Linked DNA regions of Homo sapiens: region 1 is linked to region 2. Evidence: chromatin loops called from intact Hi-C (ENCODE). Cell type or tissue: IMR-90. All regions are shown on one strand. Each heading gives the region's core, and the rest is flanking DNA. Links, peaks and the distances in the headings are about the cores only.

What was found. Peaks named below come from ENCODE experiments on the same cell type or tissue, not always from the same donor. Only the 100,000 strongest peaks of a DNase experiment are listed, where the experiment ranks them.
Region 1: a loop joins it to region 2, with 2.4 times the contacts of the local background. A loop is called at or near these places in 8 of 110 quality-filtered maps.

The regions. Positions count from the first base shown.
Region 1 is chr7:143,877,746-143,894,036 of GRCh38, reverse strand. All of the region lies in intron 1 of TCAF1 (TRPM8 channel associated factor 1), which reads left to right. LOC105375549 (a long non-coding RNA gene) reads right to left here and starts at 8,586. Exons shown (of 3, transcript XR_007060574.1): 1 at 8,487-8,586; 2 at 7,392-7,530. RefSeq lists enhancers at 8,772-8,831, 8,862-8,911. In IMR-90, for the core only: no CTCF peak of the experiment used is centred there; DNase peaks (open chromatin) are centred at 8,626 and 11,906; H3K4me3 peaks cover 2,502 bases; H3K27ac peaks cover 1,678 bases.
Region 2 is chr7:144,008,157-144,023,936 of GRCh38, reverse strand. It overlaps OR6B1 (olfactory receptor family 6 subfamily B member 1), which reads right to left. Exons shown (of 2, transcript NM_001005281.3): 2 at 15,144-15,780. Among named protein-coding and RNA genes, the nearest start is that of OR6B1, 16 kb to the right of the region's middle. In IMR-90, for the core only: a CTCF peak has its summit at 11,894; no DNase peak of the experiment used is centred there.

The sequences.
Region 1 (16,291 bases), core at 4,078-12,077, 130 kb after region 2:
GTCCCCTGATAATTATAATGGATTCTCTCTCTGTGTCTCTTTATTGATCATTCTTAGTTTGGTTCATTAAAACCAACTTTTGGTTTTACTGAATTTCTAAATTTTTTAAAATTTGATTCTTGCTTTTATGTTTATTATATTCTCTGATTTACTTTAAATTTGTTATTCTTTTTCTAATGTTTTGAAATAGTTTACTTTCAGTCTTTCCCTTTTATTAATGTATGCATTTAGAGCTATAGAGTTTTCCTTTATTAAGTAATTCCTTTATTAAGTAATTGCTTTTGCTGCCTCCTGCAAATTTTGATAAATTGTATTTTAATTATTATTTAGTTAAGATATTTTCTAATTTCCATTGTGATTTCTTCTCTGACCTAAGGGGTGTTCAGAAGTGTGATCCTTAATTTCCAAACGTGGGAATTTTCTAATTAAATAAATAAAAATTATTTATTTCTGGTTTAATTCCATTAAGATCAGAGAATATATTCTACATCTTTTTGAGTTTCTTGAGACTTGCTTCATACCCAGTATATGTTTTATTTGAGAAAATGTTTGACACGCACTAAAAATCATGTATATTCTGTTGTTGGTAGGTGTATATGTACCATATGTGTCAACAGGGTCAAATTTGTTAATTATGTTATTCAAATCATGTATATCCTTACTGATTTTTATGCACTTGTTTATTCAGATTACTGAGAAAAATGTACTTAAATCTTCAACTATGCTTGTGGACTTGTCTTTTCTTCTTTTATTATTGTCAACTTTGCTTTATAAATTTTGAAGTTATTAAGGATACAAATTTAAAATTTTTGTATTGCTGTACTGAATTGATCCTTTTATCATTATGAAATTTGTTTTATATCTACAGTAACACTTGCTGACAGTAATGTTTACTTTGCCCATTGTACATAAGCCATACTAGCTTTCTTTTGGTTAATGTTTGCTTGGTGTACCTTTTTCCATCCTTTCACTTTCAATATTTCTCTTCTAAATGAACTCTTTTTCTAATTGGATTTTTAATCCATTTATATTTAGTATAATTATTTATATAGTTGGTATCTTAGTTGTTTTGGGCTGCTGTGACACAAATGTGATAGACTGGTGGTTAAACAACAAACATTTAAAGATAAACCAGCAGATTTAATGTCTGGTGAGGGCTGGCCTCCTAGCTTATAGACAGCTACCTTTCTCACTGTATTTTCACATGGCCAAGAGAGGGAGCTCTAGTCTCGTTCTCGTCTTATAAAGATACTAATCCCATTATGAGTGTTTCACACTCATGACATCATCTACATCTAATTACCTCCCAAAGGCCCACTTCCTAATACCATTCCATTGGGGGTTAGAATTTCAACATACAAATTTTGGAGGGACACAAACATGCAATCTATAAATATTGGGTTTAAGCAAGGTTGCAGTGAGCCGAGGCAGCAGTGAGCCAAGATCGCACCACTGCAATCTAGCCTGGCAACGGTGACACTCCTTCTCCAAAAAAAAAAAAAAAAAAATTGGGTTAAAGTCTACCAATTTGCACAGTTTTCTCTTTGTTCCATTTCTTCTTTGTTATTTTCTCTTTTCTTGATTTCTTTCGAATTCAACACTTTCTATTAATTTTTCTTCAATATTTTGAATTATAATTTTTTAAATTATTTTAATGGTTACTTTAGATATTACAGTTCACCTTATTGATTTATTATGACCTACCTTAAATTATTACTTCTATGTATTCTCAATGCAAAATTTTAAGTTTATCTCCATCTTGCAGCTGTACTATTGTCTGTTTTATTTTTTATATGCTTCTGTATTCCATAAGGCATTTTGTTTATTTAAACAGTCAATATTCATTTATATTTGCCTATGTATTTACTCTTTTCAGTGTTCTCTATTAATTCCTACAGCACTGTACTTCTATGAGGAATAATTTTCATAAAAAATTAGTTTTAGTAGTTATATTCTAGTGGAAAATGCTTTCAGCTTTAGTGTATCTAAAATTACATTGCCTTTATTTTTGAGGAATATTTTTCTTGTGTATAGAATTTTAGGTTGGCAGATTTTTCTTTTTCTTTCATCTTTTAGGAATTCTGTTGTGTTCTTATTTTCATCACTCTTTTGAAAAATTAGCTGTATTTTTTGTTCATTTAAATGAAAAGTATCCTTTATCTCTGGCTGCTTTTCAGATTTTCTCTATGAATTTGGTTTTCAGCAGTTTGAATGTGATGTGTCTCAATGTAGTTTTCTTTCTGTGTATTCTGCTCGGGGAACATAAAGTTTCTTCAGCTTGTGGTTTGATGTTTTTCAAATCATTAATTGATAACATTTTGCTTGTTTTATTATCTCCTTCCTTTCCGTCTGGGACTGTGATTACTCATGTGTCACAACTTTTCACCCTATCTCATAATCCTGTTACACTCTTTCTGTATCTTTTGATCTCTTTGTGTATCATGTTTTCTTTCCTCTTATGTTATGTATGGATACTTTCTACTTACCTTTGCTATACTTCACCAATTCTCTGGTCTTTTGTGTCTAATATGCTATTAAAGCAATCTATTAAGTACCAATTTTAATTATTATTATTTTTCTTTTTTAATTTTTCATTTTACTTTTTTATGAGTTTTATTTCTATGCTGAAATTCCACAGCCTTGTTTCTAATTTCTTAACGTATGAATCACAGTTAAGTTCTCTAAGAACTCAAGTATCTGAACCACTTGTGCCTGTGTTTATTTTCTGTTATTTCTCTTGAGTTATTGGCAACTTATTCTGTTTTTTTAACTGCTTTCCTAATTTTTGATTCAATGCAGAATATTGTGGATGAAAAAATATAAAGGTTTTGATTGATGTTATTTTCTTTCAAGAGGATTTTTTGGGGAAGTGGGCAGATAAAGTACCAGCAGATTACTTTGATGCTATCAAATATTAGTTTTAGGCTTTGTTAGGACTAGCCCATTTAAGGTTTGATCTTTCTCCAAGAACATAGTCTTTAAACCATAAGATATGCTTCTTCATATGTCAGGGATTTTCTTATGTGTCAACTGAAATCATGGAGTGTTTATTAGAATGTTTCTTTTTGTTGGGGCATAAACTCCATTGCTTTTCTCAGAACAATATAACCACTGAAATGACTGCTCAACTGTTTAGCTCTTTGGCCACTATTTCCTACAAGTTTCCTTGAGGTCTCTCCTATTGCATGCATAGCTTAGGAATCAGCCAGTGACATTAGGGGAATTCATATATAAAATTTTAGATTAACTTGTCTGGTTTCTTCATGTCTGAAACTTTGCCCTTTGAGCTCCACCTGGTTTGATAGTCTTGAACCAGTAAGACTGACACTTCCTTTTCAGCCTCAGTAACCCTGCACTGTAAAATGAAAAATGCCCGAAAGTAAAAAGCAATAGCGAATATACAACTCATGTCCTGTGTTTTCTGTTCATCAAGGATTATAGTCCTTTTGTCCTGTTTATGTTGTTTACTTTTCTGAGTCTTCAGTTGGTTTCCTATATTTTGTTGAGCTTTTATTATTGTTTCCAATGGGAGGATTATTCCAAAGATATGAGGGAATTTCAAGAAGTTTGTGGGAATAATGGAATTAAAAATTTTTTGAAAAATAAATGTTGCCTCAACATAAGCCCCTTCAAGTTCAAGACACTTTTGTAAGCAGTGATAACAGCAATTTAGTCCATCACTAAGAAACTGAAGGTCCTAGGAATTTAGCCATGTAGATACAGTATTTTTACATTATTAACCAAACAAAAATGGGTGCCCTTCTCCCAGCACTTTGGGAGGCCGAGGCGGGCGGATCACAAGGTCAGGAAATCGAGACCATCCTGGCTAACATGGTGAAACCCTGTCTCTACTAAAAATACAAAAAATAAAATAAAATAAAATAACTGGGTGTGGTGGCGGGTGCCTGTAGTCCCAGCTACTCGGGAGGCTGAGGCAGGAGAATGGCGTGAACCTGGGAGGCGGAACTTGCAGTGAGCCGAGATCGAGCCACTGCACTCCAGCCTGGGCAACAGAGCGAGACTCCGTCTCAAAAAAAAAAGAAAAATGGGTGCCCTTCACAGATTTTTTGAGATTAGGAAACGAAGTCAGAAGGAGCCAAATCAGGACTCTAAGGTGGATGCCTAATGATTCCCCATTGAAACTCAAAATTGCCCTTAGTTGATGAGAGGAATGGGCAAAGTCATTGCCATCGTGGAGGAGGACTGTCTGGTGAAGCTTTCCTGGGTGTTTTCCTGCTAAAGCTATGGCTGACTTTCTCAGAGCACTACAGTAATAAGCAAATGTTATCATTCTTTGGTCTTCCAGAAAGTCAACAAGCAAAACACCTTGAGCATCTCAAAAAACTGTCACCATGGCCTTTGCTTTTGACCCATCTGCTTTTGCTTTGACTGGACCACTTCTGCCTCTTGGTAGCCATTGCTTTGATTCTGCTTTGTCTTCAGGATCATACTGGTAAAGCCATGTTTCCTCTCCTGTTACAGTTCTTTGAGGATATGCTTCAGAATCTTGATCTCACTTGTTTAAAATCTCCATTGAAAGTTCTTCTCTTTTCTGCAGCTGATCTTGATGCATCCCATCAAGTGGAGAGTTTGCTCAACTTTCATTTTTCAGTCAGAATTGTGTAAGCTGAACCAATTGAGATGTCTTTGGTGTCTTCTCTTCTTTAATTCACTACAGATATTTAGATGAGTATTTCTTTTTATCATTTTAGGATTTGTTAGACTCCCTGGATCTGAGGATTGGTGTCTTTCAAGATCTCTGGAAAATTCAATCATTTCTTTCAATAATAACTCTCCCACAATCTTTCTATTATATCTATTTGAACCTCAGATCAGATGTGTCTTAGGTCTTCTCACTATATGCTCTATATCGTCTATCCTTTTTCATATTTTCCATCATTTTTTCGATTTTAGACTGAATTATGAATAATTTCCTCTACTCCAGATCCAGTTCAGTAATTCTTTCTTCAACTTTGTTTAATCTTCTATTTAGTCTCTTCAATAAATTTCTATTTTGAACTATTTTATTTCAATTATTTTTTAATTTCTAGTTTTGATTCTTTTTTATAAATACAATTATTTTCTGTTCAAGTTTCTAGTTTCTATTTTATTTTTCAAATGTACAAAACATGGCTATTCTATGTTCTGTGACTAGTAATTCTGATATCTAAATTTTGCCTGTTTCTGATTCTCTTGTTTGTAATGGCTGTCTTTCATTGTGCTTTATTTCCTGAGTGTTATGTGGTTTTAAAAATTATTAATGTGAGCTTCTCCTTTCATGTGAATTTTTGTCCTAGAAATTATTTCTAGATACATTAAAGTTAAATTTCTCTAGAAAAGATATGCATGTGCATCTTCCAATTGAATACATTAGCAAATTGGGACCACCTCAAATTATTTGCTTAGGGTTTTTGAATTCACAGATGTAGCATGAATTAATATTGCAAACCTATATGGAAAACTGGTTTGTGATTATTCATTCTCATTGATCTTTTTCCCCTTCATCTTTCAGCAGGGTCAAGACAAGCAAATTGCATTGATTTCTTCTGTGACATGAATTTACTTCCTATTTACCTTTACCCTGTTGGAATACCCCTTTGGTGTGTGAGCTTTGTGCTGGGATGTCATTTTTAATTATATTCTTTTTGTGAGCTTGGTCTTAATATCCTAGGCTGGAAACCCCATAGAGTCACTCCCCATACATTCTCCAGGGTTTTGTGGAAGCATTGTGGTGAGAGCCAGCTTTCATGCTTGCTTCCTTCAATGTTTCCTGCTTTTAGTTTGTTTCTGGCTTTGTGTACTCTCTACTTTCCTATCATTTCATTGATGAATTTATAATATTTTGTGTATATATGTTGTTTGCATCAGTAGTATGTTTTGGGACATTTATCTACATTCCTAGAACTAAAACATTATTTTTAACACCTTATTAAAGTTAGATATTTGCATGTGTGATTATATATCAGTATATCATAAATGTACAGCTTGATACATTTTTACAAACTGAACACAACCTTGGGCCAGCACCTAAATTAATTAAGAGAACATTACCAGTAACCCAGAAGTCGCCTTTGTGTTCCTCTCTAGTCACTACCTGGCCCAAGAGTAAATATTATTCTAAGTCTTAATATCAAATATTAGTTTCACCTGTTTTTATATTTATGTAAATATAACAATATAGTATGTACTCTCTTGTTTCTGGCTTAGTTCACTACAGTATGTTGGTGAGATTCAGCTATATTGTGAAAAATGCAAATCATTCATTCTCATTGCTGTACCATATTTCATTGTGAATATGCCACAATTTATTTAAACATTCTACTGTTGATGGTACCCAGCTGATAGAGAGCAGGGTGGATTAGAGCTGAGAAAGCAGGGAGGATAGGATTTGAGTAGTTTCCAGTTTTAGACTACCTTGGATGGTGACACTTTGAGGATTCCAGTACGTGTCCTTCAGTGAAAATGTGTATATTGGGTACACACCTAAAAGTGGTATTACTGAATAATAGTCTTATTTTGCGTTGCAAAATAATACTTGTAACATTTTCAAAATCCAAAGTGTCTAAAGAAAAAAATTACTGCTCAACCCTCCCCCACTTCCTGAAGTAGCCAAATTTGTCCTTATGTTTTCTGTGCTTAAACATAAACACGCAATTATAGAATTTTTTCCCTGCAAAAAGTAGGATCATACTTTTATTGCTGAAAATATACATTAAGACAATTTCTCAAGGTATGAATTGAGCTCATTTTAAAGAATTGCGTAATATTTTTGATATGGATTTTTAATTGTTCATTTATTCACATGTTTCAGAATATTTACCAAACTTAGTATCTCAAAAGTTATTTGAATACTTTCAGGATTTCATAGCAGTCTTCGTTACTCAGAGCTACTCCAGGCAGAACATTAGAAAGGAAAACAAACTCAAGGGGAAGTAGAAATAAGAAAGGATCCAGCATTTAAAATTTAGCTTATAATGTGGTGTCTGAGACTGAGAAAGAGGAGATAGAACCAGCTCAAAATTTGAGGAAGCAGCCAGACAGGGTGGCTTATGCCTGTAATCCCAGTACTTTGGGAGCGGAAGCAGGAGGATCACTTGAGCCCAGGACTTCAAGACCAGTCTGGGCAACAAAGTGAGACCCCATCTCTACAGAAAAAAAAAAAAAAAAAAATACAAAAACTCCCTGGGCATGATGGCGCGCACATCTGTAGTCCCAGCTACTGGGGAGGCTGAGGTGGGCGGATCGATTGAGCCCAGGAGTTCGAGGTTGCAGTGAGCCTCGCTCCACTGCACTCCAGCACAAGACCCTGTCTCAAAAAAAAAAAAAAAAAAAAAAAGGTAAAATTTGAGGAAGCATTAAAAGAGCATGAAGGAAGGAGAAAACTTACTTACAGCACAGGAGGTGTGTAATTTCATCCATTTTCTGCTTTAGGCTGCTGTTTGTTTTTTTGAGGAATGATCCTAAGGATTTTCTTTCTTACCCCATTTCATCCATCCATCCAGTGGACATTACAGAGCACCTGTTTGTGACCTAGTTGAAGTGGGGAATAGAAAGAATAAAATAGAGTTCTTAACCTATGCTTCCTGTAGTTGGAGCAGTTGAAATGAAACCCTTAATTTATATGGGATGTCGTACCCTGTCCCTTTCACCACTGAAGCCACCTTCCCCTGGAAGGTCCACTCTGGACACTACACTTTTGTAGTAAGGGAGAAAGCTTTGTGATGGTCTCTTCCAGAGAACAGTTTGGTCCCAGGACAACCCTTCCTTAGGTACCCAGCAAACAGGGGCCAGGGCAGTGAGGGGTGAGGAATCTGGAGACAGGACAGGGGCCATGCAAATCTCCCTGGGGCCCTGGGGACCAGCCATAAAAAGAGATGAGTGGTTCCTCCAGGTTTTACAGTTGAGCTCTCCAGGTTAGATGAGTAGATGCGAGTGCAGGACCTGGTCAGGCATAAAGCCAGTTCCTGCTCCATGGTCAAGTCTCGTGTTCCACTCAAATAACATGGATCAGAACTAGCAACAAAGTTCTCCACAGGGAGAAATCATATTTGTAGAGAAGCCGCTGCCAGCTGCTTGGGTGAGGATATTTTATGTAGTTTTTTAGTTGATTAAATTTATTTTTATTACAAAATAATGCGTGTGACTATTGAAACGCTAATGAGGTGTATCAAGAAAAAAATAACAAGTAATCCACTTTCCTGTCTGAAGTAACTGGTTCTAATAGTTTATCTTCCATACAATTTCTGTGTTTATATAAGTACATATGAACAGTTTTGAAGTTTTTTTTACACAAAATGGAACGTTTTTTACTATGTTAGATGTTTATTTTAAAAATAATATATAAATATATAGATAGAGGCAATATATAAGTAGATTTATATAAGTAGATTTAACCCATCCTTGGAAATAGTTGTATATTATTTTACACAGAGATCATCATTATTTATCCATCGCTCCCTTGTTAATGAACAGTCTCAACGATTTACTTTGAAACAAATCGTCCTGCTGCACTCTGAGGGCGGGCGTCTGGGTCTCCATCCCGGATCTGGGGCGGCATCTTGGGGTAGAAACTGACACAAAGCCGGGCCTCTGCGGTCCGGGGGCGGCGGCCAAGCTCCGCCTCCACCCGCGGCAGCCAATCAGCTCCCGGGGACGCCCCAACCCCCAACCGTCTGCACTGCAGCCCACCTCCCCCCACACGCCTCCTCCTAGCCACTTCACTACCAATTTGCAAATTCCCAAGGCGTCTGCCCCAGCGCCTTCCCACATCTCTGTGGAAGACTCCCCACTCCAAAGTAGCCTGGTGTGGAAATTGCTGGACGAAAGGGTGAGTCTCGTCCAAAGCTGGTTTCGGGGACCAGACCAGGCCCGGGCACACGGACCAATTCAGGGGCGGCTCCCGATGCAGTCCGCTGAGGTGCGGGTGGGAGAAGGAGGCACTGGGTCGGGGTCCTTGGGGAGCGCGGCCGAGGGGGGCGCACGCGGGGCTGCCAAAGTGGTCGCGTTTTTGGCCTGGGACCCCCTTGGGTTTTGGGTCCAGGGAGGTAGATGTCTTTCAAAAAGGGTTGCCTGCGCTTTCTCCATTGCTGTTTCTATTTCAGCTTCTTTCTACCAGTCTCTTATTTCTTTCATACTGCATTTCTTCTCCAGGAACATAACCAGCAACATATTTTATTTTATTATGAAATATATTTCAAAGCTACGCGCAGGAGATAATATGACAGATTTATTATATGCTGACATTTTATCACCTTTGCTTCAGCGCTCCCTCTCTTCCTCCACCCCCCTTTCTTTCTAAGAAATAAAACACTTAAAAACCCCTTCCCCCCACCAAATCTCATGCCCCCATCCTGAGAGGTAAGTTAGCTTGCATCCCTTACCTTGTATATTTTGTCCTTTATTATTAATGTTTATTTTTAGGTATGCGTTTTTGTTCTGAATTTAAAATTTTTGCACGAGATTCAGTATTACAGGGTTTTAACTTGCGGTGCTGTTAGTCCTGACATTGCAGACCCGGAAGGGACTTAGTGAGTGCCAGTCACTAGCCCGCTTCATTTAGCTGAAAAATCTGAACACTGGAGAAGATAAAAGATGTGCTCACTGTCTCTCAGGTGGGCCTTGACTTGGCAGAATCTTGAATTCAGGTTCTCTTGATTTCTCTCCCTGCCATTTCCTTTACATAAAACCTGCCGCGGAGCTCACCTATCTACATGGCCTTCTGACTTGTTCCTAATGATCCAATTTGGAGAAAGGGAGTTGAAGGGAGATGGGGAAAGGGAGTATGGCTTGGGTTGGGACTCAAACCCCAGTTAGGATTAAAAGGTATGCATTTTCCTGAAATATGAAATATTGAATTTTAGGATGATTTGAATATTTATTTATGAGGCACTCATCCAGTCTTACCGTATACCAGACATTGATTCAAGAACTTTACAAGCATAAACTCACCTAACTTAAGCCTTATAATAAGGCTTAGTATAGGTATTACTTTTCTCATCCCCGTTGTATAGGTAATAACACTGAGGCACAGAGGAATTAGGTAACTTCCCCAAAGTCACACCGTTGGTAAAGTGTAGCTCTGGGATTTGAATCCAGTCCACTTAGTCTGGGTCCCTGTCACCACCCTGCATTTCCCATGCTGGAGCCAGCACCTGTGAGAAAGGTGAAGTGGCCACATACACAAGAGAGAGGAGCAGCTCTCAGCTGATATCATAAAGGAAAGAAATGGGGAGCGGGCACGATGGTGGCTCACGCCTGTAATCCCAACACTTTGGGAGGCCGAGGCGGGCGGATCACTTGAGGTCAGTGATTTGAGATCAGCCTGGCCAACATGGTGAAATCCCGTCTCTACAAAAATAAAAAAATTAGCCAGGCGTGATGGCGGGCGCCTGTAATCCCAGCTATTTGGGAGGCTGAGGCAGGAGAATCTCTTGAACTCGGGAGGCGGAGGTTGCAGTGAGCCGAGATCGCGCCATTGCACTGCAGCCTGGGCGACAGAGCGAGACTCCGTCTCAAAAAAAAAAAAAAAAAAAAAAAGAAAAAGGAAAGAAAGAAATGCGATTTGAACTGTACACCGAAAAATACATTTTGGTTAACTATTGTTTGAACTGTATATTATTTTTAATTTACAAAAGTAAGACACGTAACTGCAAACAGTGCAGAGTTATATAAAAAGTTGCACCTCTCCTATTTCTCAAGTTAAACAATATTAATGGGTAGAAATGTAGCCTTCCCTTCTCCCCACCATAATACAAATATATACGGGGTTTGTTTTTCCTATAAAAACAAAAGCATATTCAACAATTTCTACAATTTGTATTTTCCCCTTGGCAATATATCACGGTATATTCACCGACTAAATGGAGATTCAAGCTCTTCCTAAGAACTGAATAATACTAAGCAGAATGTTTGTCCCACAATTTGCTCAGCCTTTCCCTTACTAATGTAGAGTCAGAGAAGTTTGTATCTTTAATGAAACAGCCGTCCACACTGCCAGGATGGGGTCTCCAGGCGTCCCTAAGCCACAGCAATGCCAAGCCACCAGGGCCGGCGACACAAAGAAGCGCTGTCCCCCGCCAAGCGCCGCCCCCTGGAGCTCCCACTCCAGCCTGGGAGGAAGTGGGGAGGAGGGGACTCCCGTGGAAACCCCTCCTCTCCTCCAGCTCCAGCCTCCTCCCCGCTCCCAAATCCCGGCTCGGTCGCCCAGTCACTGGTACAGGGAAGCCTCTTCCCTGTGCATTCCTCTCTGCGCCAGGCTCTGCCCGCTCCCACCTGCCCCCGTGGAAATCGCAGGGTGACCTGGTGAGTGGCCCTCTCCAAAAGCCTGGCAGGCTGGAGAAGGGGCCAGCAACGGTGGACTCGGCCTGGGTGCTGCGGGGGGGAGGGCAGGGCGGGAGGCCGGGGCGGGGGTGCGGGGCGCGATGGGTGCGCCGTGGGTCTGGGTGTGCCGAAATCAGAAATCATCGGGGACAGAGAATCCCCTTTGTGTCCGTATTTCTGCTGGTGATTTTCCTCTGCGCTTGGGTCCCGCATCCCCCTGCCGCATTGCTCCTCCTCTCCAGGTTCTGACATCTGATGTTTGTGTGTGCTTGCTTTGTGTGGTTGAGTTACCTGAGGGCCTGACCTAGAGAACCGCGTCTAATCCGCTGCTTTGTCGGATGAGAAGGCCCGGGGCTTGAGCAGGGTCGCGGGTAGCTGGTGACAGAGCATTACTTGTGGCCTACTGTCCTACTGCCCTTTGATCTTTGTGAACACTGGCTTTGGGACTGAGCTCTATCTCCCACTGGCACTGGCCCCTGGAGACTTGAGTGAGCGTTCGTGTGTGTGTGTGTGTGTGTGTGTGTTTACGCGCATGGAGGAGCTCCCCTCCTCCCTGCCGGCTGCCCCCCACTCCCCAGCCCCCTCCCTTCTCAGACGTCACCGTTGTGCTCTTTGCAGACTGGCTTTGGGCCTGGGAGGAAAGAAGAGAGTGGAGCCCCGCCAGACTCCAAGCTGAGTGCTGACAGCCTCTGGGAGTTTAGAACATCCCTTCTCACACACTGTGCATTTGATAGAATACTCCCTGAGGCACGCAGATCAACAGCTGGGGGGTAGGCAGCGCCCACATTTAAAAAGGTAATAATACCCAGGTCTTCTCACTCCTGGGCTTGTGCTCCTCAATTATGTCATCCTCTTGAGTGACCTAGGAGAGAAGTGAGAGAATAGGAGTAAGAGAAAGACAGAGCCTCTGGGGAACTTGAGAATTAAGAAGGCAGTTCGGTAAGGTAGAAATAGAGGACTAGAAGAAGCAAAGACTCCAACCCTGCTTACTCCTATGGGGATGGTAGAGGGGCTGAATGGGGAGGATCACAGGAGGGGCTTCAAAGATGGTGGTAAAGGTCTATTTTTTAAGCTGAATGGTAGGTATATGGGAGTTTGTTTAATTTTTCAGATTGTTTTATTATTACCATCTATATCCCTCCACATGTATTCCATATTCTTACAGGTGTATGAATTAAACAATCTTAAGTGAAAAATAAGACTGAGCTGGGAATGTCTAGGACAGAATTCAAAAAAGGGGTTGAACTAGCCCGATGTCTTGGAAAAGACACTGGATATAGAAAGGAAAAGAAACAGAAGGTTCATGAGAAAAAAACAGCATGAAGGAGAGAAGACCTATGGAATTGAATGTGTGTAATATAAACCAGTTTTCGAGGTCAGGCTAGCTAGTTGCTGAAAAAATGATCCTGGGTTTACCCTTATACCCTCATCTGTCATTTAATCATCCAGACATGGAATGTCTATTCATCCAAAGAATAAAATGTATACTCTGGCCTCAGACACTTACTCTAGTTTCAGGATTTGAAATCACACTACCATACGGGATATGGGTGGTGCAGCATCCAGCATGGCCCTCCATCCACCTGCCCTTCCACGCATCTCTCAAAGGGAAAACCAGGTTTACGAGCCATGGCGCTGCTCTGTGGTGGGAGTGGAAGCTCTGCTCTCTCCCTGAGTTACAGGTTGTGCCTTCAATACTTTCTGCTTTGGAGTTGGCTTTGGTTCCAGCAAGCTAAAAGGGGCCAGAGGTGGGCCCAGGAGAAAGAAAGCAGGAAGCATGGGAGGGGTTAGGGAGAGAAATGAAAGGACATTTCCCCCAGGTTTTATTCATTTGAGCTCACCAAGCTTGGAGGACAAACATGGATTCGGGCATAGAGAGGGAGCATTTGGTTCAAAAGTCAAGTGATGGAGTCACTGATAGCTGGTTAAAGTGGGGACACAACCAGCTGCAGAGTTCAAGGGACCCCCATAGAGGAGGAAATCAAATTTATAGATGGGCAGATGCACAACCTGATCAGAGATGGAGGAAGACCTTTTAGGTCCAGTGAGCCAGGATCAGTTGATCAGTCTACCTCATCATGTAAAAACTGTACCTAATCTTTTAATGTGTGTTTACATGCTTAACTGAATTTGTATTAACTCGGTGTTGTTTCTCATTGTAGTAGCAATACATACAACAATTCAAAGGATGCAGATTTGTATAAAGACAGAGAAAATGGTTCACCTCTTTCCTTCCTAATGTAATCAATGTGATTATGTTGAAATGTGGCCTCCATAGATTTTCAATGCATATAAAAGCCTGGTATGTAACAGGTACTTATGTATTCCTGGTGCTTAAGAGTATGGACTCCAGCACTGGGTTTCCTGGATTTGAATCCTAGATCCACCACCACTTAGCACCTGTGTGATTTTGAGCAAATAATTAATTCTCTGGGCATTATGATTTTGGAGTTTTTGTTTTGCCCATCCATAAAATGGGGATAGTGATAGTAAATATCTCATAGGTTTATTGTCAGCATTAAATAAGTTACAGAAATCACGTGTAGTAATGCCAGGAACCTGGTAAGCATTGTGTTGTTACTACTACTAATAATAATTACTACCACTACTAATTACAACTATTACTATTATCTTTGCCCATACAAAAATGACTTCATGTTCTGCATATCATAGTGACTTGAAATTTTCACTTGAAATGTATCTAGGACATTCTTCTAGGTGGATGTAAAATATATTCAACTCATCCTTGAACTAGCTCAGAAAACAACTAGTGAGACAGATATGTGAGGTCCCTGTTCTGCTTGTACTCGTGCCAGCGTTAGAGGCAGCAGAGGCTGAGGGAGAAGGGTTCTGATGGGCAACTCTTTAGTGGGTGTGTGTGGATAGATGGCTGGGGACAGTGCTACAGGGTCTTATGCTGGGTACAATGGGGTATCTGGGGGCTATGTGGAAGTTGGATAGGTGTGGGTTTGGGTTAGAGATCCTGCACCCACAAGAATCAAAAATGGTTCTAGGAAACATTCTTTGTCATTAGTCTATCTGTCTGTACTTCTAGGTTTTCATTTATCTCCCTTTGTAATTTTGTGTGGCAGTAAGCATCCTGTACGTATATCTTTGATACTGCCCTTCTTAGTTCTGTAAGAACGGTTATTAGAAGAAAGGTTGTTGGGTCTAAAGATAGGCACACCTTTGAAGCCAAGTAGGCACCATAAAATTGTTTTTGAAAAAGAGCGCAGACATTCTCCGTCATTCCTGCCGATTGTGATGGTCTTTTAAGTATTAAACATTATTAGCCTTTCAAATATTAAACTTTACTAGCCACCTTTGTCTTCTTCATCTTCATCTCCTTCCCCTTCTTCTCCTCCTCCACTTTCTCCTAGAAAGAAGTATCATCTTTTTTAACAATATTATGAGCAACACATGATATATTTTCCATTACTTGACTACTAGTGAGATTGAGCATTTTTTCCACACAAGTGGCCATTTATATTTTCTTTTCTGTGCCATATCTTCTCTTAGAAGGACAGGATTTCCGTAGATAGAAAGATTTGGGAGAGGGAACAGAATGGAAAGAGATTAGGAAGATAATCTAAAATGAAAACAGGGCATGTCCAAGGGCGCCTGGCAGACGGGATGCTGCAGGGAGAAAGGCAGCAGGAGAAAAGGCAGGAAAAGCCAGGGAGCAGCCAGCTCTGCAGGCAGTCCACACCAGGAGGCAGTAGATGGTCCCCAGAGACCAAGGTGGAGCTTTGAGATTAAATAACATGATTAGAGTGGTTTTAGAAAAGTAAAGGTGGGAAGAGGTCTTGGTAACTTAGAAATTGGGTCGGTTGAGTCCAGGCATGAATTACTAAGGACCTAAACTAGGTTAATGGCAGTGTGATTGGAAACCATGAACAAGGACATTAATAGGACTTGTGACCAGCTGGATATGGCAGCAGCAGGGAGAAGAGACATACTGTGACACTGTGCACTTTGCTATCCTGATTATTTGTGGGCATCAGGAGGAGCAGGGAAGAGACAAGCTTCTTGCTTACCAAATGTTCATATCAGTATCTTCTCAATAGTCCCCTGAGGTAGGTAGGTCATTAATGCTTCTGTTTAACTACTAGAAACGTTGAGCTTATGTAATTTGCCTTAAAAGAGCTCACTTAGAGGGAAATTAATAAATTCAAGACTTTTTTAGTTTAGAGACTGGCTATAAATGGCCAGTATGGTCTTGAACTTGTTACCTCAAGACTGGGGCTATTTTATCCTGGCTTGTGGAAGGCCCACAGCCTGTGTGAAGGGCTTTCTCAAGGGTACACAGAGATATATGAGAAATGAATGTAATAGTAATTAGCATTAGTGTTAGTGTTAGTATTAGTATGGTACCAAAATATGAAAACTATTAAATCAGAATCAATACATGCTCAATTCAGTGCTTGTAAAATCTATGTTAGGTTAAATTGTTTTTCCACTGCAAGAATTCTCTATTATTCACATGCTTAAATTAAATGGTTTATTCTTAACCAAATAATTATAAACATATACGTTTATGCATATAAATAATACTTATGAAAAGGCATTTAACCTATGTTATTTCCCTTAATCCTCAGGACAAGCGTATATGGCAGATATTATTATTCCTATTTAATTAATAATGAAACTAAATCTGAGATGTGTTGTCCGCGTCTCACAATTGTTAAGCAACAGAGCTGAAATTCAAACTCAGACTGCCATAACTCCAGAGCCCAAGTTTATAATCAGGTTGCGTATTATGTTGGGAGTGAGCATATTATCTGACAAGGGAGATAGACAAGTAGTAAGGGCCAGTGATTAAATTGTAAGGGCTGTCTGCATATTCCAAGAGGAGGTCAGAAAAGGACAGAAAGTAAGTGGTTCTAGAGGTTGGATATAAAGAGGTTACCTCGGGCCGCACTGACAGAGGTGGTTCAGCCTCATGGACTGAAGAGCAGTGATGTCCTGTGCT
Region 2 (15,780 bases), core at 7,781-15,780:
GTGATACAGCATTTTTAAACAGGAAAAAAAGTAGAAAATACACTGTAGTGAAGAAGAAGCAAGGTCAGGGTGAAGAGGAAGAGATACAAAAACCCGGCAAGCCATCCACTCCTAGACAAACACCTTTTAAATTTTAGTATATCTAGATTTTAGGATCAAGATCGTTATTGACCATATTGTCTCAGCACACCATGCGGATCTTTCAACGTCTCAGTCAAAGCATGAGTCAAAAGGGGAAACTTCTCAAATGTTAAATATGATTTACACTGAACTATAAGGGCTGCTTTAGCCTGAGCCCTATTGTTACCATGACAACATAACAAAAGGAAAGATTGATGAAGCTGCTCTGATCCAGAAGATCTCTGATAATTTTTAATATCAAGTAAATCATGGCCAGCCTCCTCCTACAAAAGCCATGTTTTACACCAGACATCTTTTTGTTTGTTTGTTTTCTTTTGGAGACAAGATCTCACTTTGTCACCCAGGCTGGAGTGCAGTGCAATTAAATTATATTTAATTCATATTATTAAATATAAATCATTAAATTTATAATATTAAATCTAAATATGTAATTTATATTATTGCTGAGCTAACAATAATATATCATCACTATACGCCACTTTCCATGTCATTAGCTACCTTTTCCAATATAAGAATATGCTACATTTTACTCCATTGAACTATATTTTTTGAAATGCTGTCCCATTCCCTGATTTTTCTGTTATAAACAACATTGCAATGAGCATCCCATTTTTACTTTTACATAACTTCATTTTCTTAGTATAAGTTTCTAATTGGAATTCCTATACTGCAAGTTTTACTTTAACCACATCATTATCAGCCTTATTCATGGGACATGCTACTCTAGTTCTCACTACAAACTTTTACACTCAGTACTTGCTCTGCTCATAAACATTTGCCCAAATACAAATAAAATAATATTTCATTGAGCGCTGACTATATACCAAGCATGGGTCTAAGTACTTTATCTGTATTTAATGGAGTTTTCAAAACAATGCAATGGAATCGGTGTGATTATTAGCTTTGTTTCAATTATGAGGAAACTGAGGCACAGAGAGGGTAAAGTCATCCAAGTTTACACACCAGGAACTAGCTTCAAATCAGAAGTCTAGCCCAGAGACAGGTTTTTGCAGCCACTGCCCTATACTTCCCACAGCTGGCTCCAGCTCATCATTTGGGCTTTGTGTACAATGCTACCTCCTCCTGTCCTTCCCTTGATCATTGTTCCTAAAGCAGTCTATGCTTACCCTGACCTGCCCTGCCCCACTACCCCAAATCTGCTCTCTGACTTTTTCTTTCCCCAAGAGACTGGGTCCTATCATTTACATCTCCCAACTTTTTTTTTGCTGCCTGGTTTCTGGATAGATTCAGCCAACAGAATAAGCATGGGGAGAATTAGAAGGAAATCCTGCTATCTCAGTCTCCCTTTGGAGATAAAAGAACAAAAGGAGACTGAGATAGCAGGATTTCCTTCCAATTCTCCCTGTGCTTTATACTATGTCTCTAGCATAACTGAATCCCTCCAGCTCTTAGAAGAGCTGCCTGTTCTGCCAGCTCTTAGAGATGTTAATGGCTTCCTAATGTTGCTGGTCTCTGGGTGCCTCAGCATCCCTTGTTTGTTCCTGTATCCCAGTTCACATCTCTGTAAGTGGTGCCTTCACTAAAATCTCTTCATTGGAATCATCTGAGATAAACTATGTTTCCTGGCAAGAACCTGACTAATAGAATCAATATATTCTCTTTATTTTCTTCATGCTACTTTTTTATAATCTGAAGTCAACATGTGTATACTGTGTTTCTCTAGCTTCAAGTTTAAAATTCATAAATGGAATTTATGAATTCCATTACTCTGTTTCCTCAGCATGCAATAAATATTTGTCATACTTACTTATCTATGTGTTTATTTATTAAAGGGTCTACATATTAAATTGCCCTCCAGAAAAAAAAAAAAATATATATATATATATATATGTCTGTGTTTCTGTCAAAGAGTGGCCTTAAGTCAAAATATTTTTGTTAGATGCATCCTGAAACAAACAAACAGTCTATAAAATAGACATTGAGTTCCAGGGAGACCAATTCAAAGGTGCCTCTCAAAACACTTACTAATAGCCGCTGATTGAAGGCCATGGCTGGAGCCCAACAATCAGTGTCCTGTATTTTCTCTGATTAAAGTCAACATTTTTCTTTGAAAATTGTTGTTATTTAACAGGCAATCTAGAAATGGAACAAGCAGGCTGGAGGTTAGCACTGGTAAAAAAATTGAATTTTAATTAGAGAACCCACGTTCATCCTCAGGGATTGAATGGCAGTGAATACTAAGGCTTGTCTGGCTGAAGCTTTGGGCAAGAAAAGATCTGAGGAGCAGCAAGACCTCCCGGTAGAAGGGGCTGCATTTTCACCAAGAGGAATTGGAAGATGGGGTGGGCGGGGGAACTGGGGTTTAGCGGAGAGTTTTGATAAGGAGGATGGCTTTGGGAAGAGAAATAAAGACAGAGGGAGAAGACTCAGCACAAGAGTGAGGAAAAGCCATGGAGTCCCCTCCTCGCAAGGGGCCAAGCCCTTGAGGGACTTCCTTTATATGATACACAGCACAGAAAGCCAGCTGGAATGTAACCGCTGACCTTGTGCACTGAGGATCAGTGAGTTAGCCTCTTCACCTGTGGCATCAGAACTGTTTAGTTATGTGAACGAATACAGTCTATTGTTTTAGCCACTTTGAGCTGAATTTTCTGTTACTTATATTGGAAAGGTTCCTAACTGATAATTAATCTGGTACCAGAGATGCGTGAGGCAAGGAGGCCCTAAGAGGTGAGATCGGCTACAATGAGATAGGATGGAGGGTCGTGGGCATGTCTCTTTCCCATGCTGGGACGTTAGTGATCTGCATTACGTGTTTGCAAAACAGCTGGTTAAAATGCCACCTATGCTGTCTTGTGAGTCAGACTATGAAACTAGCTTGATAGATAGGATAGATAGGAAAATAGACTTGATAGGAAAATTTTAGACTATCAGAGTACATTAAGTACTTCTTGTGGTTCCGATAGAAAGAAATGACCTTCGACTGTCAGTGTCTGAAGGCAGAGGGGGATGGCACATAGGTCTCCCTTGTCCAAATGAAGCTTTTTTTTTTTTTGCCTTTAACCAGCAATCCAAACTGTCAAAGACCCCGGTAGTCTTGAGCTGGCATGAAGAAAAAAGCTAAACTCTCTAGTTGTAGCCCAAAGTAACTCCATTCAGGGAACTTCTGAAATACACGTTATTCCTGACACAAAGTTGTTATTCCTGTTATAGAAGGTCATTTATTCACAGACATACAGCCCCGGGGCCAAGTGCAGCTTATTAGTGAGTCCTCATGGGATCATTATTTCTTCTTTTTCAGGGGTAGAAGACAAAGTGTACGTCATTGAAGAGAAACAGGGGAATGAACATTGAAGGCCCATTTCTAGGCCATGCAGAAATTCCCAAACCTAATTTTAGAATCAAGTATTTCACTTTGGTCACTAGCCCAAATTGATGGGACCAAAGAGAATAAAACCCCACTATACATTTGTGGGAGTTTTGACAGAGAAATGTGTGGTAGTATTGACAGAGAAATTCCACGCCAGATTGCTAATAGCCTCTGCTTAACTCAACTTCTAAAGTGTCTGCAGAATGCTAAAAGTGAACTGAGAAGTGGGTTTCTAAAACACCATGGTCCCTTGTAGATCAGCGAGGAAGCACCTTCATTTAAGTGCTCTGGACTGTTTAGTTATGTGATTTTGACTCTGTTAACCTGGAAACTAGCTAAGATGGAATGTGTCAACTGTATGGTTGGTTCACAATGATTTTGAAAAAACAAAACAAAACAAAAAAGGACTCTTGATTGTTAAGTTACATCTGGACTTGGAGTAACAATAAAATAATTATAAATAGTTATTCTAATAGGCATGGCAATTTTTTGGTGTGTTTGGTGATTCTTATAAGGGGCACGTCCCTGTTATGAGAATCCTGCAATCTATGTCCCTGCAGTTCTTATAGGACATACTGGTTCCTATGGATCATGTGGCTTTTAAGTTAGGAAAATCCCTGCACCCTCCAATGTGAATCTCAACCTTTGATCTAAATTGTCACCTATGAAGAGGACAGCCTGTGGGCGGCTATGTGGACCAGTACACAGATTGCTGATGCAAAAGCTTCTGCTGAGAGAAATGCCTGACATTGTCTTACTAAATAGCAGCTGTTCTTATCTGATATCCTTCTGAGTCATTGGTGGCTAATGTGGCCTTCGGGAGTCTTTTGAGTTTGAATACTTAAATAAACCAGTGAAGATGCCCTTGGTGAGCAGAGCATGCTTAGAAAAACAAATTTCCCTGTTGTGTAACTCACATGTAACCATGGGAGACAATGAACAGGAGATCCTCCCAGAAACAAAAAGAGGCAATCAAAGTTTATTTTGTCTGTTTCCAAGTTTAAGACATTTTAAAAGGAAAAAAAAACCAACAATTTTATCTGCACATATGAACAGGACTGCTTGATATTTTATTTTAGACCTGGAGCTTGATGTGATCGATGGGACTCTATGTTATCTCCATTCAGCAGTAGTGTGAGAAGTTGTGAGTGTGTGTGTGTGTGTTTGGTTTTATTCTGTTTTGTTTCTGTTTTTTTAGCATGAGCATTTTAGAAATTCCCCATTCATCTTGGGAAGTAAAATAAATGAGGGTTTTACACAACCAAAATGAAGTAGTATAGTGGGTATGTACTATTTTGAGCCATTCAGCATCAACTGCTCCCTCCTTGATATGGTTTAGCTCTGTGTCCCCACCCAAATCTCATCTTGTAGCTCCCATAATACCCACGTGTTGTGGGAGGGACCCTGTGGGAGATGATTGAATCATGGGGTTGGGTCTTTCTCATGTTGTTCTCATGATAGTGAATGGGTTTCATGAGATCTGATGGTTTTGAAAACGAGAGTTTTTCTGCACAAGCTCTCTCTTTGCCTGCTGCCATCCACGTAAGATGTGACTTGCTCCTCCTTGCCTTCTGCCATGATTGTGAGGCCTCCCCAGCCATGTGGAACTGTGAGTCCAATAAGCCTCTTTCTTTTGTAAATTTCCCATCAGCAGCGTGAAAACGGACTAACACACTCCTGTTGGTAACAGAATCACAATTTTAATTCAGGTATGTACTCTCCTTTGTGTAGCCCATGAGCTTTGGAGGTCGATTCCATTTCTGGTCCCAGGTGTAATCCCTGACTCGCTTAAGCCCATTAGCATGTTTCAGTCTCTTGGGCATAGAGATGGTTTCAGGGGAAGGCATGGACATATGACTAAATTCTAACCCATAACACCTGAGGAGAAATTTTATAAGGGTTTCTAGGAAAGAAATGTCTGTTTGTTTGAAATAAGTGCCAGGAGAGGCATTCTCTTCCTACTAGAAGAAGTCTGGGGTCCCAGAAGATGCTGACAGACATATTATGACCACAAAGAAGTCAGTTCCAAGTGGAACCAAACTACGTGGAAGGCAGAAAGACAGATAAAAGGAAACGGGATGTTGGAGATACAACCGACCTGAGGATCAAGGCTCGCCTAAAATGTGTCCATCCTTTGTTAGGTTACTCAAGACAATACATTCTCCTTACTGTTTAATCCAGCTTGAGTCAAACCTCCACTGCTTGCATCTAAAACATTTCTTAATAATCTGTTTCCTGTTTATACACTAGACTCTTCATCTCATATATGTCATGTTATTTTTTCCCTGACTATGTACTTTAATGATAAAAGCCATAAATCCTTGGACTCTTGGGAGAATGCAAAACAGTTTCCTTGAATTTCCTGTAGATTCTGCCATATGCCATTTTCAGAAATACACTCTTTCCCTTGGTCTTTCCACGCTGTGGCTTCCTCGTGTCCATAGGTATGTGCTGTTGTCATTGCTCTAGCTCATCTTTAACTAAGGTGAAATTTGCCAAGATTCAATACAGAGGTTCAAAGCATCTTCCTATCTTTTTCCAGATCTTTTCTTTCATGAAATCAAATCAAAATAAGTTTTAACAGGACCAGTTTCCTTCCTTATAATTGTTTCATTCAGCCCAGACTATGGCATTAGGCAGTGCCAGTCTTGGGCTTCGGTCTGGTGATCATTCCCAGATTAGAGGGATCTGGTTAGAGAAACCCACTATATACAAGGTAGTAGATTGTTAACATAGGGATCTATTTAAGAAAAAAAAAAACAGTTAATTAAGTTATAGTGGACAAAATAGGAAAGCAGTCCCCAATTTCCCACTCTTGGTTCCTAGGAAGGATGCAGTCTGCTCATACTCTCAGGGTACAGGTGATTAGAGAGAATAAATAACAGCTCTCTTGGCTATGTTTTTGTTTGTTTGTTTGTTTGTTTGTTTGTTTTTTGAGACGGAGTATCGCTCTGTCACCCAGGCTGGAGTGCAATGGCGTGATCTCGGCTCACTGCAACCTCTGCCACCCGGATTCAAGTGATTCTCCTGCCTCAGCCTCCTGAGTAGCTGGGACCATAGGCACCCGCCACCACACCTGGCTAATTTTTTTGTGTTTTTAGTAGCGACGGGGTTTCACCACTTTGGTCAGGCTGGTCCCGAACTCCTGACCGCCCGCCTTGGCCTCCCAAAGTGCTGGGATTGCAGGCGTGAGCCACCGCACCCAGCCTCTTGGCTGTGTTTTAACCATTCTTGGCCCTGACTTTAGATGTCTATTCAAGTGTTGGAACTCAAAACATTATCTGGGCAAGCAGGATAGTTCTCACAGCTTCCCTTCCTGTGACCAGGGCTCAGCTTACTTATACCTATAATAACCCCACGTGCCATGCTGTCACTGTCACCAGAGGTAGGAAGTTACTTTTCATTGGCCCAACTGCTTCTGATTTTCTTAGAGTGTAAAACATTATTGGAAATGAACATATCTCTACATATTTGGGGCAGCAAGGACACATGGAAAGTTCTATGTCTTTTCTTAGAGCAGCATCACAGCCATTGACCGTGTTGCTCATCTTAAGTTTGTTGTACTGACTGTGCTGAGGATTCTCATCAGCTCTCTTTTCCCAGTTTGCGAGACAAGCACAAACTAAATGTTAAGAGCTCCTTTATATAGCTAATTATCAATATACCTGTAAATTTTTGTCTTTCTATGTGTGAGAGGCTTTTTCAGGAGTGTTAATTGGGTATTATTTGCAATCTAAATTTCCAGAGTTGTAATTTTAGATAGATTAGACTAGATATACTGTGTTTGAATATTCACAATCCTTGGATGTTACAACTTCTTCCAAGTGGTTTCCAAACTCAAGCATAAAGGTATTTATTTATATCCCCCAATTTTTCTTCCTAATGGGTACAGAGGTAACTATCCTGTAACTTCCTAAATAAACATAAAAATAAGATTATAATAATAACTCTTAGTCCCAGTTGTTTGTATTCATGTGTAAATATAAAGTATCTACATTATAATTACTTTTAAAATATTTTATTATATTATTATATTTTAATGTGATATGAATTTCTCATTATGAAAATAAACTTTTCTTTCTTTTTTTTAAATTATACTTTAAGTTCTGGGATACATGTGCAGAACATGCAGGTTTGTTACATAGGTATACATGTGCCATGGTGGTTTGCTGCACCCATCAACCCATCATCTAGGTTTTAGGCCCCGCATGCATTAGGTATTTGTCCTAATGCTCTCCCTCCCCTTGCACCCCCACCCCCTGGCAGGCACAGGTATGTGATGTTCCCCTCCCTGTGTCCATGTGTTCTCAATGTTCAACTTCCATTTATAAGTGAGAGCATGTGGTGTTTGGTTTTCTGTTCCTGTGTTAGTTTGCTGAGAATGATGGTTTCCAGCTTCATCCACATCCCTGCAAAGGACAAGAACTCATTCTTTTTTATGGCTGCATAGTATTCCATGGTATATATGTGCCACATTTTCTTTATCAAGCCTATCATTGATGGGCATTTGGGTTGGTTCCAAGGCTTTGCTATTGTAAATAGTGCTGTAATAAACATATGTTTGCATGTGTCTTTATAGTAGAATGATTTATAATCCTTTCGATATATACCCAGTAATGGGATTGCTGGGTCAATGGTATTTCTAGTTCTAGATCCTTGAGGAATCGCCACACTGTCTTTCACAAGGGTTGAACTAATTTACACTCCCACCAACAGTGTAAAAGTGTTCCTATGTCTCCACATCCTCGCCAGCATCTGTTGTTTCCTGACGTTTTAGTGATCACCATTCTAACTGGCGTGAGATGGTATCTCATTGTGGTTTTGATTTGCATTTCTCTAATGACCAGTGTTGATAAGCTTTTTTTCATATGTCTGTTGGCTCCATAAATGTCTTATTTTGAGAAGTGTCTGTTCATATCATTTGCCCACTTTTTGATGGGGTTTTTTTTTTCTTGTAAATTTGTTTATGTTCCTTGTAGATTCTGGATATTAGCCCTTTGTCAGATGGATAGATTGCAAAAGTTTTCTTCCATTCTGTAGGTTGCCTGTTCACTCTGCTGATAGTTTCTTTTGCTGTGCAGAAGCTCTTTAGTTTAATTGGATCCCATTTGTCTGCTTTGGCTTTTGTTGCAATTGCTTTCAGTGTTTTAGTCATGAAGTCTTTGCCCATGCCTATGTCCTGAATGGTATTGCCTAGGTTTTATGCTAGGGTTTTTATGGTTTTAGGTCTTACATGTAAGCCTTTAATCCATCTTGAGATAATTTTGGTATAAGGTGTAAGAAAGGCATCCAGTTTCACTTTTCTGCATATGGCTAGCCAGTTTTCCCAGCACCATTTATGAAATAGAGAGTCCTTTCCCCATTGCTTGCTTTTTTCAGGTTTGTTGAAGTTCAGATGGTTGTAGATGTGTAGGTGTTATTTATGAGGTCTCTGTTCTGTTCCATTTGTCTGTATATCTGTTTTGGTACCAGTACCATGCTGTTTTGGTTACTGTAGACTTGCAGTATAGTTTGAAGTCAGGTAGTGTGATGCCTCCAGCTTTGTTTTTTTGCTTAGGATTGTCTTGGCTATACAGGCTCTTTTTTGGTTCCATATGAAATTTAAAGCAGTTTTTTCTAATTCTGTGAAAAAAGTCAATGGTAGCTTGATGAGAATAGCTTTGAATCTATAAATTACTTTGGGCAGTATGGCCATTTTCACAATATTGATTCTTCCTATCCATGAGCATGGAATTTTTTTCCATTTGGAAAAAAACTTTTCATTTGATTTTTTTAACTTTTATTTTAAGTTCAGGAATACAAATTCAGGTTTGTTACATAGGTAAACTTGTGTTATGGAGGTTTGTTGTGGAGATTATTTCATCACCCACGTATTAAGCCTGGTACCCATTAGTTGTTTTTCCTGATCCTCTTCCTTCTCCCACCCTCCACCCTCTGATAGGCCCCAGTGTGTGTTATTCCCCTCTATGCATTCATGTGTTCTTATCATTTAACTCCCACTTATAAATGAGAACATGTGGTAGTTGGTTTTCTGTTCTTGTGTTACCTTGCTAAGGATAATGGCCTCCAGCTCCATCTATGTTCCCACAAAGGACATGATCTCATTCTTTCTATGGCTAAATAGTATTCCATGGTGTATATATACAACATTTTCTTTATCCAGCCTATCATTGATGGGCATTTAGATTGATTGCCTGTCTTTGCTATTGCGAATAGTGCTGCACTGAACATATGCATGCATGTCTCTTTATAATAGAATGTTTCCACTTAATTTAGAAGTTTTAATCATTTAAAACTACCTTCTCAACTGCTCATACAGTGCTGATGGGAGTGTAAATTGGTACAGCCCACTTTGAAAAACTATTTCACAATATGTTATCAGGCTGGGCATATTCATATCCTGTGATTTAGCATTCCAGTCTTAGTTATATGCCCAACAGAAATACATCTATAGGTTCAGCAAAGATATGTACTAGAATATCCATGCAATGCTATTCCTGATGGTCCCAAACTGGACACTATACAAAAAGAGTGAGAAGGATAAATAAATTATAGTATTTTCTCTTTTTTAAAATTTTATTTTAAGTTTTGGGATACATGTGCAGAGCATGCAGGTTTGTTACGTAGGTAGATGTGTTACATGGTGGTTTGCTGCACCTATCAACCCATCACCTAGGTATTAAGCCCCACATGCCTTAGCTATTTATCCTGATGCTCTCCCTTCCCCTCCCCATCCCCGACAGGCCCTGGTGTGTGATGTTCCCCTCCCTGTGCCCATGTATTCTCCTTGTTCAACTCCCACTTATGAGTGAGAACATGCAGTGTTTGGTTTTCTGTTCCTGTGTTAGTTTGGTAAGGATGATGGCTTCCAGCTTCATCCACGTCCCTGCAAAGGATATGATCTCACTTATTTTTATGGCTGCATAGTATTCCGTAATGCATATTTACCACATTTTCTTTATCCAGTCTATCATTGATGGACATTTGGGTTGATTCCATGTCTTTGCTATTGCGAATAGTGCTGCAACGAACATAAGTGTGCATGCATGTATCTTTATAAAGAAATTATTTATATTCCTTTAGGTATATACCCAGTGATGGGATTGCTGGGTCAAATAGTATTTCTGGTTCTAGATCCTTGAGGAATCACCACAATATCTTCCACAATGGTTGCACTAATTTACATTCCCACCAACAATGTAAAAGCATTCCTATTTGTCCACAGCCTCACGAGCATCTGCTGTTTCTTGACTTTTCAATAATCACCATTCTGACTAATAATAGTATTTTCACACAGTGAAATACTATACTATGATAAGAATGTGTTATCTACAACTACATGGAACAACAGGAAAGATCTCAGAAACATAAAATTGAGTGAAAGAAGCTATACACAGAGAATTGCATATTGTCTAATTCATTTTTTTAACTAAAATATCTGGCAAAATCCACCTCTGCTGTTTGAAGTAGGACAAAAGTTACTCTTAGAATTATGACTGGAAATGCACATGGGGGTGTAGTTTCTGGTGATTCTTTTTCTTCTGATGCAGGTGCTGGTTCCATGGGCTGTGTTCAATTTGTGAAAATGCTTTGAGCTGTAGACTTAGGATATTAGTATTTTTGCTTAAATGAAAACTTCTAAAAAAATTTAAATGATCCTATCTTTTGTGCTTCCTCAGGTTTACTGTCTCTTTCCATCAGTGTTATAGAGGTACTGTTTTTCATATTTGTAGTTGCCTCTTATAAAAATTCATAGTGACATGTATAAAATGAGTTGCATCTGTTAACAGCTATAAAAAAGCAGTGGAAAAATAGTTTGGAAAAGGTCGTTTTTAAAATTTATTTTTGTTTCAGGGAAAAAGCTGTGACAGACTACAAATAGGCCACAATTCTTTTCAGGTGTTTTCATCAAAAAGTGGAGTCTATTGCTCTACCTCTTGAATATGGGCTTGCTTGGGCCAATAGAATGTGAATGCTGAGTATAGATCTTAAGAGGTTTGTCAAGCTTCTCCTCTCTTAGAGCACTTTGATCTCCATATGACAAGGTCAGGACAGCCTGCTGGAGGATAAGAGACCAGGTGGAGGGAAGACCTCACAGGCATGTTCCCAGTGACCTGCTAGTTGACTGCAGGCAGATGAGCAAGCCCAGACATAATCAGTAGACCTGCCCAGCAAATCTACAGACTTCAAACTACAGACTTAAACTTAATAATTTTAAGCTGCTAAGTTTTGGGGTGGTTTGTTTGCAGCAAAATCTAACTAATGAGAGCTCTTTGCAAAGTGTGCTCTGAATATTTTATCAAGCTGGTCCACATGGACATGAATATACATGCTGCATTGTCTCCATCTTCAAAATACATCTAAAATCAGACCATTTCACCCCATTTCCACAACTACTGTTCATCATATCCACCGCTGTGTGTCACCATGATACCATAATGGACTCATAAATATTCTTTCTTCTCCTGCCCTTGCCTTATGCAAGCCTGTTCTTCACCAAAAGCTAGGGTGATCCTTTTAAAGCAAAAAGATCATATCACCCCACTGCTCTAAACCTACCAATGGTTTCCCATCTCATTCAGAGTAAAACCCAATATTTTCTCACAGTGGCTACAGGTTCAACAGTGTCTGGCCTATTCTTGTCTCTCTTATCTTATCTCCTACCCTGCTGTATTAGTCTGTTTTTACACTGCTATAAAGAACTACCTGACACTGGGTAATTCATTTTAAAAAGGCTTAATTGACTCAGTTCCACATGCCTGGGAAGGCCTCAGGAAACTTACCATCGCGGCAAAAAGGTGAAGAAGAAGCAAGGCACGTCTTACATGGCAGCAGGAGAAAGAGAAAGTGAGGAAGGAACTGCCAAACACTTTTAAAACCATCAGATCTTGTGAAAACTCACTCACTATTATAAGAACAGCATGGAGGAAGCTGCTTCCATGATCCAATCACCTCTCACCAGGTCCCTCCCTCGACAAAATGGGGATTACAATCAAGATGAGATTTTGGTGCAGACACAGAGTGAAACCATATTATTACACCCCTGGAGTCTCCCAAATTTCATGTCCTTTTCACATTTCAAAACACAAGTATGCCTTCCCAACAGTACCCCAAAGTCTTAACTCACTCCAGCATTAACTCAAAAGTCCAAGTCCAAAGTCTCATCTGAGACAAGGCAAGTCCCTTCTGCCAATAAGTCTGTAAAATCAACAACAAGTTAGTTATGTCCAAGATACAATGGGAGTACAGGCATTTGGCAAATGCCCCCATTCCCAATGGGAAAAATTGGCCAAAGCAAAGGGCTATAGGCCCCATGCAAGTCTGAATCCTGGCAGGCCACCCATTAAATCTTAAGGCTCCAAAATGATCTCCTTTGACTCTGTGTCTCATGTCCAGGGCATGCTTATGCAACAGGTGGTCTCCCAAGGCCTTGGGCAGCTCTACCCCAGTGGCTCTGCAGGGTACAGCCCTTGTGGCTGCTTTCATGTGTTGCAGGAAGTCAGGGACCCTGAACGGAGGGACCAGCTGGAGCTGTGGCAGAGGAACATAAATTGTGAAGATTTCATGGGCATTTATCAGTTCCCAAATAACACTCTCATAATTTCTTATGCCTGTCTTACTTTAATCTCTTAATCCTATTATCTTTGTAGCTGAGGATGTACATCACCTCAGAACCACTATTGTACAAATTGATTGTAAAACATGTGTGTTTGAACAATAAGAAATCAGTGCACCTTGGAAAAGAAGAGAATAACAGCGGTTTTCAGGGAGCAAGGGAAGACAATCATAAGGTCTGTCTGCTTGCGGGGTCGGGAAAAATAGGGCCATATTTTTCTTCTTGCAGAGAGCCAATAAACAGACGTGCAAGTAGGGAAGATATCGCTAAATTCTTTTCCTAGCAAGGAATATTAATAATTAATACCTTGGGGAAGGAATGCATTCCTGGGGGGAGGTCTACAAATGGCCCCTCTGCGAGTGTCTGTCTTATGTGGTTGAGATAAGGACTGAAATATGCCCTGATGTACTGCAGTACCCTCAGGCTTATTAGGGTGGGGAAAAAACTCTGCCCTGGTAAATTTCTGGTCAGACCAAACTACTCTTGAACCCTGCTTTCTGTTGTTTAAGATGTTTATCAAGACAACATGTGCACTGCTAAATATAGACCCTTATCAGGAGTTCTGCTTTTGCCCTTGTCCTGTTTCCTCAGAAGTGTGTGATCTTTGTTCTCCTTTTTGCCCTTTGAAGCATGTGATCTTTGTGACCTACTCCCTGTTCTTACACCACCTCCCCTTTTGAAATCCTTAATAAAACTTGCTGGTTTTGCAGCTCAGGTGGGCATCACAGTCCTACTGATATATGATGTCACCCCTGGAGGCCCAGCTGTAAAATTCCTCTCTTTGTACTCTTTCTCTTTATTTCTCAGATGGCTGACACTTATGGAAAATAGAAAGAACCTACGTTGAAATATTGGGGGAGGGTTCCCCCAATAGTCATGGGCTGGCATTGAGTGCTGTGGCTTTTCCAGGTGCACAGTGCAAACTGTGGAGCTACTATTCTGGGGGCTGGAGGATGATGGCCCTTTTCTTACAGCTCCACTCCACATTTTCTCTCTGCATTTGCCCTAGTAGAGGTTCTCCATGAGGGTTCCACCTTTACAGCAGACTTTTGCCTGGACATCCAGGCACTTTCATACATCCTCTTAAATCTAGACAGAGGCTCCCAAAGTTCAAATCTTGTCTTCTGCACACCCGCAGGCCCAACACCATGTGGAAACCAGTAAGGCTTAGGCTTACATCCTCTGAAGCAATAGCCTGAACCATAGGTTGGCCCCATTTAGCCATGGCTGGAGTGACTGGGACACAGGGCTCCATGTCCTAAGGCTGCACAGAGTAGTTGGGCCCTGGACCCGGCCCAGGAAACCATTTATCCCTCCTAAGCCTCTGGGCCTGTGATGGGAGGGGCAACTGTGAAAATTTCTGAGATGCCCTGGAGACATTTTTCCCACTGTTTTTGTGATTAAAATTCATCTCCCTGTTACTTATGCAAATTTCTGCAGCAGGCTTATATTTCTCCCCAGAAAATGCCTGTTTCTTTCCTACCATATAGTCAGGCTGCAAATTTTCCAAACTTTTATCCTCTGCTTCTCTTTTGTATGTAAGTTCAGATTTCAGATCATCACTTTATGAAAGCATATGACTATATGCTTTCAGAAAAAGCCAGGTTGCATCTTGAATGCTTTGCTGCTTAGAAATTTCTTCTGCCAGGTACCAGAAAATTATCTCTCCCAAGTTTAAAGTTCCACAGGTCTCTAGAGCAGGGGCAAAATGCTGCCAATCTCTTTGCTAAAGCATAGGAAGAGTGACCTTTGCTCTAGTTCCCAAGAAATTCCTTATCTCCACCTGAGACCACCTCAGCCTGGACTTCATTGTCTGTATCACTATCAGCATTTTGGTCAAAACCATTCAACAAGTCTCTAGAAAGTTCCAAACTTTTCCACATCTTCCTGTGTTTTTCTGAGCCCTCCAAGCTGTTCCAACCTCTGCCCATTACCCAGTTCCAAAGTTGCTTCCACATTTTTAGGTATCTTTATAGCAGTGCCCCACTCCTGGTATGAATTTTCTGTATTAGTTCATTTTCACACAACTATAAAGAACTACCCAAGACTGGGTAATTTACTTTAAAAACGTTTAATTGACTTACAGTTCCACATGGTTGGGGAGGCCTCAGGAAACTTACAATCATGGCAGGAGGCGAAGGGGAAGGAAGGCACATCTAACATGGCGGCAAGAGAGAGAGAGAGAAAGTGGGAGGGGAACTGCCAAACACTTTTAAAACCATCGGATCTTGTGAGAACTCACTCACTATCATGAGAACAGCATGGGGGAACCACCCCCATGATGCAATCACTTCCCACCAGGTTCCCCTTTTGATATGTGGGGATTACAATCAAGATGAGATTTGGGTAGGGAAACAGAGCCAGACCATATCACCTGCTTACCCTTTTCTCACTGCTCTGGCTGCTCAGTCTCTTCAATGTCCCTCAAACATACTACACAAGACTCCATATCTTCCCTTGCTGTTTCTCTACCTGGAATGTTCTTTGCCAAAGTAGCCATATATCTTACTCTCACAGCTTCTCCAGGTTTTTGCTCAAACATTTCTTCCTCACTTGGTGATTCTGTGACCATCTTATTTAAAATTTCTCATCTCCAGCAGCACTTCCTATTATACTTTCATGCTTTCTTCCTCCCCATCCATAGCACTTATTGCCACCCAAATTGGGATGTGTATTTATTTCCCAGGGTTTT